2 separate regions of the Homo sapiens genome follow, and region 2 is linked to region 1. A link is a loop called in an ENCODE intact Hi-C map of the cell type or tissue named here. Cell type or tissue: OCI-LY7. All regions are shown on one strand. Links, peaks and the distances in the headings refer to the core of each region. The heading gives the core; the rest is flanking DNA.

Region 1 (4,380 bases), core at 86-4,085:
GCAGTAACGTGCCAACTTCAACATGAATTCTTAGCTACTCCCTCTGTAGTGGACCCAGGCTGAGGGGAGCATACCAGCCTGGCTGAGACCTCCGGACCCTCAGGTGAGGGGCTGGGACCTGCATGACAGATGCTCTGGGAAGGACCTGCCTGTTGGCCCTGCATTCTGAAGAACGGTCCCCAGCAAAGGAGGCCAGGTTGAAGTGGGGGCAATGCACTCCCTTTTTTCCTTCTTTTTTTTTGTTTTTTTATTTGAGACAGAGTTTCACTCTTGTCGCCCAGGCTGGAGTGCAATGGCACACTCTTGGCTCACTGCAACCTCCGCCTCCCAGGTTCAAGTGATTCTCCTGCCTCAGCATCCCAAGTAGCTGGGATTATAGGCATGTGCCACCACGCCCGGCTAATTTTGTATTTTAAGTAGAGATGGGGTTTCACCATGTTGGTCAGGCTGGTCTCGAACTTCTGACCTCCGGTGATCCACCCACCTTGGCCTCCCAAAGTGTTGGGATTACAGGCGTAAGCCATCATGCCGGGCCGCACCCCCTTTTTTCTAAAGGGCGAGAAGGCTCAAACACAAACAAGGAAGCATCAGTGACCATCAGAGTCCCAGACAGGCAGGGCTTTATTAGACACGTTGTCATGATAAGGCAAACACAGGCTGGTGTTCTGTCCTTTTTGCAGATGACCCTGTGTAGCTGGGGCTGGTCTTCCCCCACCTCCTCTGTTCGCTGTCAGTCTCAGGATCAGCTGAGCATGGCCGCCACCCTCCCTCCCTTTTTCCTCCTCCCTTTCAGTGTGGGCTGTTGTTGGCAGTGACATTTAATTCAGGGAAGGCACCTGACCTTGGGGAGGAATGTGGGAAATGTCTGCAGCCTGGGGCAGCCACCCCCCACCTGGGGCCCAGGAATGTGGGCTCTAGGACACCTGTGGCCCCCAAGGGAGGTGAGTGTAGGGTCCAGGAATGACACTGTTGGAAGGCCCCGGCAAGGTCACCTAGTGAAACTCTTACATTGTGCAGAGGGTGAGGATGAGCCACCAATGCCACCCCCCGTGGCACCAGCACAGCCTTCTCTCCAATCTGGTGACAGCACTGTCTCTGACTCTTGTTGTCTCCTCAAGCCTGAGGCCACAAGTACAGCGGCAACTTCTGATTTGTCAGACCCACAGAACTGCAGAATGTCCAAGCCCTTCGAAGTGAGCTGCTGCACATCCTCTACCGCTGATGTGGAGACTGAGGTGCAGAGAGATGTGAGTTGGCTGCCATCTACTCACTATGGGCCAGGACCCAGGTCTCTGGGGTGGGTGCATTTCCCACCATCCCTCCTGTTCCAGATGCTGGAAGTCAGCATCTTTTCATCCCAGCAGGGAGATTCAGGTGGCCTCTCCTAAACCCCCACAGGGTTACTGCTGGGAGTGCAGTGCCATCTAGGGTGCCCATCTGTGTGAACTGCCGGGAGTGGGTGCTGCAGCCACAGAGGGCCTGGTCACTACACTCAAGCCCATGCTCCAGCACCTGGAGAGCAGGTGCTCTGTGCTCTGGCTGACGGCTCTGAGAAAACCAAGCTAACTCCAGCAGCTGCCTTCTTTGGGGCTGCACCGGGAGAAAGTGTTAGCGTAAGGACTCTGCTGCCCTCTCGTGGCCTCACTTGGGTATGGCTGCTGCCATTCAGGCCGCTGGTGGCTCACCTGCTCCGAGCTATGGAAATCTCTCTCCTAATTGCCTTTGCCTGGACTCTAAGAGGCCTGGATGGGGTGGATATCATCCCTTCTATCATACCGCTTAGGCCATGCCTTGTTCCTTGTCGGATTCTGGAGGAAGAGGGCCTCAGGTCAACAGGAGAGGCCTAGCCTGTGTTACCCAGAATGCTTGGGTGTGGGGAGAGACGTGGTGGTTCCCACAGACACAACCTAATCAACCAACACCAGACAGGATGGTTTGAAAATTTAGAGGATATTTATTTCTCAGGAAGGTGCACAACAGCTGGCAGGCACTGCTTTCCCTGCTCTAGGGGATTCCTCTCTCCTTTTCCAAGAAATCCCCTCTCTTCTTAGAAGTGCCCATGGGAGGCTGGGATGTGAAAAGAAACCATACACAACACTCCAGAGCCTTAAAAAAATAAAGCAACAACCTCCTCCACACGAATACACTTACAAAATAAATAGACGGATAAAAGAGAGGCCACGTGCCTCCCATCCCGGCTGTAGGGCTGCTTGGGGATAGTGGGGCTGGGTGGCTCGGTCCCACTTCTCCCAGCCAGGATGATCCAAAGGCTAAATGGAATGGAAGGGCCCTGGCTTCAGAGAGAGGATGGGGCAGGACCTCTCCTGGTACTCAGCAGGGAAGACACTGGGGGCACGGGTAGGGAACAAAGGAACAAATAAATAAATAAATAGAACCCAACAGCACTCTCAGAGGCCTAAGGGCTTAGGGTGAGGCTCAGGGGGGCCCTGGGGCCTGTTTCCCTGAAAATAACAGATCCAGTACAGGCAGAAAGAACAGAAGGGAAAACACAGGCCACACCCACCTGGCCTGCAGAGCCCAGCCCCAGAAGGAGGCCTCAAATCAGCTCTACAGGGAGGAGGGGTGGGGTGGGGATGCTGAGCTCCACACTAGCTGCTCTGAGCCTGCTCTCTGGCCCTGGAGGTGCCCGAAGGCTAGGGACCCTCCCATCCCTGTGTTCTCTGCGGCCAGCAGAGCCTCCTCCCTCACTCTCCAGCCTTCATCCTCACCATCTCCACCAGAGAAAACCGTAGCTATCTCCGAGGTGGGCTCTTTCCTAGGAAAGTTGAGGCAGAGCCCTCTCCTCCTATTCTTAATGGTCTTCCTGACTTGGGGCATCCTGAGGGTCAGCTGGGAGAAGTCCTTGTGTAACTATAAATAATCAAAACAATCCAACCCCATGTCCACCTCTGCTCCACTTGGCCACAGGTGCCCGCACTATCTCCAGGTAGGGCTGCATTCTAAGCTCCCTTCAGGCCAACAGGGAGAAGGTGTCAGACAGAAGCAAGTACAGAGAAGGGGGCAGGAGCTGCTGGAATGGACAGTTTGGGCAGGAGGCCAAACTGGACACACAAAGAAGTCCAAGGGTCCCTCCTGGAGAAGTGTGGCCAGCTGGGGGCCAGAGAGCACAGGGTTGGTGTGGCTGGCCACTCAGCTGGGCAGCAACACGTGCTCCAGGAGGTAGGTGAGGGAGTCCCAGTGCTTCCAGAGGAGGAACAGGACGAGGACCAGGAGGGTGGTGCTGGTGATGCGCAGGCGTGTCTTCATGAGGGGCGTGATGAAGTTGGCGATGGTGGACACGAACACCAGCAGCACGGCCATGAGCGCCAGGATCACGTTGATGAACTTGCCCAGCAGCGCCCGCGCGTTGGCATTCTCCACGCCCTCCAGCTGTACCACCTGCTGCTGTTGCTGCTGCAGCTCCAGCTTGGTGACCCGGGTCAGGCAGGACTCCACGGCCTCCTGCAGGGGCAGAGGGGCTGGCATGTGTGCGCTCAGGATGGGCAGGACCCCTAGGCTGAAAACCTACCTACCCCACTGAGAAGGTGCCTATAACGAAGTCTCCTCTCCAAAGGCCAGGAGGAGTGGAGGTTGACCAGCTGCAACTGGGGTCAGAGACCTTTAAGGATGACTCTTTGGGGAGGATGCTAGGAAATGAGAGTCTTGATTACTAGGGAAGGAAAAGAGCTGGCCCAATCCCAGCTGGCTCCCTCTTGAGGCAGGCTGGAGCCTGGAAACTCCAAATACTCATTTGCGAAGCTGCCATCAAAGAGGTGGGGGGCATGGTGGCCTCTGCCCTGTGGGCTTGCCTCTGCACAGTGCACGCTGTCAGCCTCAGGCCTGTCTTGCTCACTCCACTCCGCTCCCGCTACGCTGCCCTCTTCATCCATGTGCCTATCGGCCCCGGCCAACAGGCCAGCCTGTGTCTATCATGCCCCACGTGACAAGAACCCTAACCCTCTGGCTGCTGCCAGCTCTACCAGCACATCTGGGGCCTCCCAAGGTTGCCCTGGCCATACCTGGATGTCCCGTGCCCTCTCATAGGACTGGTAGGCCACCTTCTCCTCCATGCTGGCCAGCTCCTGCTTCAGGTTCGTCATCTCGTTCTGATGAAGCTCAGTCAGGTCGTTGAGCTGCTCCTCCAGCCGCTCGTACCTGGCGGAGGGAGAGAGAGTGACACCAGTCCTGGCTCCCCGAGCTTCCACTCTCTCCCACAGTTGATTCATTCATTCTCTCAATAAACAATGACTCAGCCCATCCCCCGTGTCCAGCTCTGCTCTGTTCTAATTTTAACAGCAACAACAATAGAAGCTACTATTTACACAGCACTTCTTAGGTGTAGGCACTGTGCTAAGCATTTTACCTACATGACCTCATAGG
Region 2 (4,380 bases), core at 139-4,138, 160 kb before region 1:
AAGCCAGACATTGCTCCAGCCCTCGAGAAACTCACAATTTAATATTATTTTTCTTTTTCCCAAGACAGAGTCTCGCTCTGTTGCCCAGGCTGGAGTGCAGTGGCGCAACCTCGGCTCACTACAACCTCTGCCTGTTGGGCTCAAGCGATTCTCCTGCCTCAGCCTCCCAAGTAGCTGGGATTACAGGCACCCGCCACCACGCCTCACTAATTTTTGTATTTTTAGTAGAGACGGGGTTTCACCATGTTGGTCAGGCTGGTCTCGAACACCTGACCTTGTGATCCCAAAGTGCCTCCCAAAGTGCTGGGATTACAGGTGTGAGCCACCATGCCTGGCCAATTTAATAATAATTTAGAAAACAATGTGGCAAGGCTCAAAAATGCCTCAGCTAAAGTACAAGCAAAGTGCTCCAGGGCTTCAGAGTCCTGAGAGAACACAACTGTAGAGTAGGGAAGAATCAGGGAAGGCATCACATAAGAAGTGGAATTTTTATATTTTTTATTTTTAGAGGCAGGGTCTTGCTCTGTTGCCCAGGCTGGAGTGCAGTGGCACAATCATGGCTCACTGCAGCCTCAACCTCCCAGGCTCAAGTGGTCTTCTCACCTCAGCTTCCTGAGTAGCTGGGACTACAAGCACATACCACCATGCCCAGCTAGTTATTTGTAGTTTTTTGTAGAGGCAGGGTCTTACTATGTTGCCCAGGCTGGTCTTGAACTCCTGAGCTGAAGCTATCCTCCTGCCTTGGCCTTCCAAAGTGCTGGGATAACAGGCAAGAGCCACTGTGCCTGGCTGAGGTGGGATTTCCCGGGGACCCTCCTCTCTTCTTTGCCAGCGTCTACAGACTTCTGCCCATGGCTGTATGTACGCACGGACAGAGCTAGCAATGACCCTGCTGGCAGGTATGATAGGAAGCCTCTTCTGTCACAGGTAAGCCTTATTGTTCCCAAATTCCTCTCCTCTCCAAAGTCTGACATCTGAAATTTCATGAGTGCTTCCTCTCTTTGACTTCAGGTTTTGATCTCTTGGGGTTTGTAATCCAGAAAGGAAGCAACCACTGGGCAGTTTTCAGGCACTTGTCCCACAGCATCAGTGATTACCTCAGATTCCCTCTTGGAGCAGGTTTTGTTAGGATGAGGGGAAAGAGCCTGGGAGCAGTGCACACTGGGCCAAGGAGGGAGAGGCCCAAGCCGGTGGGAGACCGGGAGCACACAAAGGAGGAGTGGCTGGGGGCTCTCTGAACTTCCCTATCTCATTGCACTACCTGGCCAGGCCATGCATGTCTACACACACTTATGCTTGTCCACTCTTCAGCCCTCCTCCCTCCTTTTCCCTTCCTCTTCCTTTCTCTAACTCTTCTCCTGCTACCTTTTCCCTACCCTTCTTCCAAAGAGACAGTGAGAACCTCAAAGATATCACGTGGTTATCTGTCACACCCCACCACATTGCCTGGGACCAGAAGATTGGGAAGGGACTGCAGGCTGGTAATCCTAAAGCTTCTGTGTTGGGCGGGTGCGGTGGCTTACACCTGTAATCCCAGCACTTTGGGAGGTCGAGGTGGGTGGACCACGAGGTCAGGAGATCAAGACCATCCTGACCAACATGGTGAAACCCCGTCTCTATTAAAAATACAAAAATTAGCTGGGTGTGGTGGCACGCACCTGTAGTCCCAGCTACTCTGGAGGCTGAGGCAGGAGAATCTCTTGAACCCGGGAGGCGGAGGTTGCAGTGAGCCAAGATCGCACCACTGCACTCCAGCCTGGCAACAGAGCAAGACTCAGTCTCAAAAAAAAAGAAAGAAAGAAAGAAAAAAGCTTCCGTGTTGTTCTCCTGGCTTTGCCCCAGCTAAAATGTGTATTGGTGACCAGACAGACATGCGACTTTGTCTGGACCTCAGTTTCCCCTACTTATAAAGTGGGTGGAACTCTGCCTCCACCAACCTTCCACTCAATTGGCTATGGAGGGAAGAGCACAAGACTTGTTGTCTTTACTATCTGTGGCGGCCTAGAGAAGTCACTCAATCTCCCTAGACTTCTGTTTTTCATATGGAAAATGCAGATAATAATATCCACAAGTTTTTGCAGGGGTCAAGTCAGATAGCCTGTGCTCAAGTGCTTACCTAGCTCCCGGCCTGGCACAAAGCAGGTGTTCAATATGAGTTAACTGGAAGGTTCGTTGAAAAAATTAGGAATCGCAAGTGTGCATGTTGCACGTGTCACATGTTGCACTGCATCTAGCACGGTGTTGGGTACGAAGTAGACATTCAGTCAATATGCACAGGTCAAATTGAACTGAAAACTGGGTACGGAGAGGTCAGGAATGATTAAATTAGTTCACTTGTGTGTTGGCTAACGTCTCCTTTTTCAGGTAATAGACAAGAAATAGTGTGTAAATCTGCTTATCCCCAAAAGGCGTGTGACCTGTGCAGTGAAAGTGAGCTGGGGGTCCTCCGCCCCACCCCCAAGCTCGCTGGGCTCTCTAGGACAAGTCTCTTCCTCCTGCTGCATTTTAGGGAGCATCCTGCAGACGGCGCTCTCCCATCATCTCAGCCTCAGCCGAATTGAGCTGGGGTAGGGAGCGAGGGGTGAGGGGAAGTGTGAAGGAAAAACAGCCCCACGCGTCACTCACATATTTACATCTGAACTGTCAAAATAGTTATTTTTAAGTCGAGTTCCGTCTGCTGCGAGTTTAAAACTGAGCGGCGCGGGGGCGGGGCGCCCCACTGCGGAGGGAGGGCGGCTGGAGCCGCGGCCTGAGTGCGCGTGCGCAGTGCGCCTCGCCGGCTGCTTGGGGGTCCCCCGGCTGAGTGGGAAGCTCCTGGGGCAGTGTGGGCGCGGAGGTGTGCGTGTGGAAGACCGGCTCTTCCTTTGGCCACTTTGCACCTAGCTGGGGAGCTGCGTAAACTGTTGGCGTCCGCGTGGTCTGCCATTCCTGGTTCTCCACGGTGATGGGCGGCTTTCTCCTGTCTCATGGGAACCACGCATCCCATTCCAGGAGGAAGATCTGTCTTGTTCTTACCTCCTCTGGATGACTTTGGTTGTCCACCCCTACCCTACTCTCCCACCCCGTCCCTGACAACGTCTGGAAATTCTCCATAGCCTCCCTCTATACTTCCTAGTTACAACTGGGATCCATGCCCATCTCTAAAACAAGACTTCATGGGCTCCATTCAGATCCAGGTCTGATTTGAGGATGCCCCTCCGCCCAGCCGTCTTCAACACAGCCCTTCCTAAGAGGGAAGGAGCTGGGGGCTTCTACGGGAGCTGGTCAGCGCTTGGGCGGGCCTGAAGCCGAGGACCCTTGGGTGTGCAAGCAGCAGAGAGAATGACTTGGCCTTCTATGTGGCAAGAATTCATTTTTCTCTGCAAAGTGAGGAGCCTGCTGGTTTGACACTCAGGATGCTTCTTTCTTGCTCTCTCGATTGCTCTCTCAGGGGCAGTGGGATTTGAGACAGACGCTGCCTGGCCCTGCTGCCATTAATATGTGTCCCAGCCCTGTCCAATGTCTGCTCTGTAATGAGTAGTGTTTCGGAATGTCACCTCTGTTAATGGGGAAGCGACACCTGTGCACAGCCGGAACCACCTCTCTGTCTTCATTAGGCAGTCCGCGGCCTGGCTGCCGGCTGCCCTCGCTGGGTGACAGATGATGGGGATGAGGAGTGAGAGCAGCAGCCTCCTGCTGTCCAGGATTCATTCCCAGACAATGACCCCAAATGCCTGTCCCTGCTCCCCCCACCCCCCAACATCAAAATAGCCGAGAAAAATGCCCTTCTCGGGTAAGGTGCGGCAAGGACAGATAATAGCTAAAAAGCATGCTAAGGAGAGTAGAGGAGTCATTTCCAGAAACAGACCTGTGCTAGCCACTGTGATCTCCGGTTTAGATTGCATTTGGGGGTCTCTTCCTCCCCCAACCCCGGCTATCTCCACAGGCCATCTTTTATGCCTCTTCTAATAAATCTGTCCCCCATGCAAAAGTCACAGTGTGAGGGCATAATGGATGTTCTAATTCCAGATTTCTCTCTAGCCCAGAGCTGCATATGGCCTCCCAGCAAAATCCTGATCCTTTCAAATCTCAGCCCTCATATCTGCCTGACACAATGCGGCATTGAAATGAGCCAAGCCACAAAATGTCCTGAGACATTGACAAGGCTTCAGAGGACCCCTACCATCATGATAAGATCAGCCTTTGAAACACACCACCAGCGTGGATATCATATTCCTCTGGTTCAGTTCAACATACCCACCCTCCCCACAAGGCTGTGTTAAAATAGTTGCAGCATCTCCTTCATCTCCTCCGCTGCCCAAGCAAATTAAACTGGACCAGAAGTGTCCTTCCATACTCTCTAGGTCATTGGAGATGGAGGTGGGTTGGGGCCACCTGTGG

What was found. A loop is a pair of places that touch in the nucleus more often than their neighbours do. Peaks named below come from ENCODE experiments on the same cell type or tissue, not always from the same donor. Only the 100,000 strongest peaks of a DNase experiment are listed, where the experiment ranks them.
Region 2: a loop joins it to region 1, with 4 times the contacts of the local background. A loop is called at or near these places in 10 of 110 quality-filtered maps.

Annotation. Positions count from the first base shown.
Region 1 is chr1:205,270,895-205,275,274 of GRCh38, reverse strand. It overlaps TMCC2 (transmembrane and coiled-coil domain family 2), which reads right to left. Exons shown (of 5, transcript NM_014858.4): 4 at 4,020-4,155; 5 at 1,932-3,462. The coding sequence ends at 3,151. Among named protein-coding and RNA genes, the nearest start is that of TMCC2-AS1, 36 kb to the right of the region's middle. RefSeq lists enhancers at 51-633, 634-1,215, 3,418-3,562, a silencer at 1,460-1,754 and a cis regulatory region at 3,490. In OCI-LY7, for the core only: CTCF peaks have their summits at 1,427 and 1,634 (motif pointing left); DNase peaks (open chromatin) are centred at 699, 1,144 and 1,594; H3K4me3 peaks cover 431 bases; H3K27ac peaks cover 719 bases.
Region 2 is chr1:205,429,138-205,433,517 of GRCh38, reverse strand. It overlaps a transcript of LEMD1 not described here. Among named protein-coding and RNA genes, the nearest start is that of LEMD1, 9.3 kb to the right of the region's middle. RefSeq lists silencers at 2,513-2,562, 2,783-2,832. In OCI-LY7, for the core only: CTCF peaks have their summits at 2,318 and 2,526 (motif pointing right); a DNase peak (open chromatin) is centred at 2,627; H3K4me3 peaks cover 1,044 bases; H3K27ac peaks cover 1,014 bases.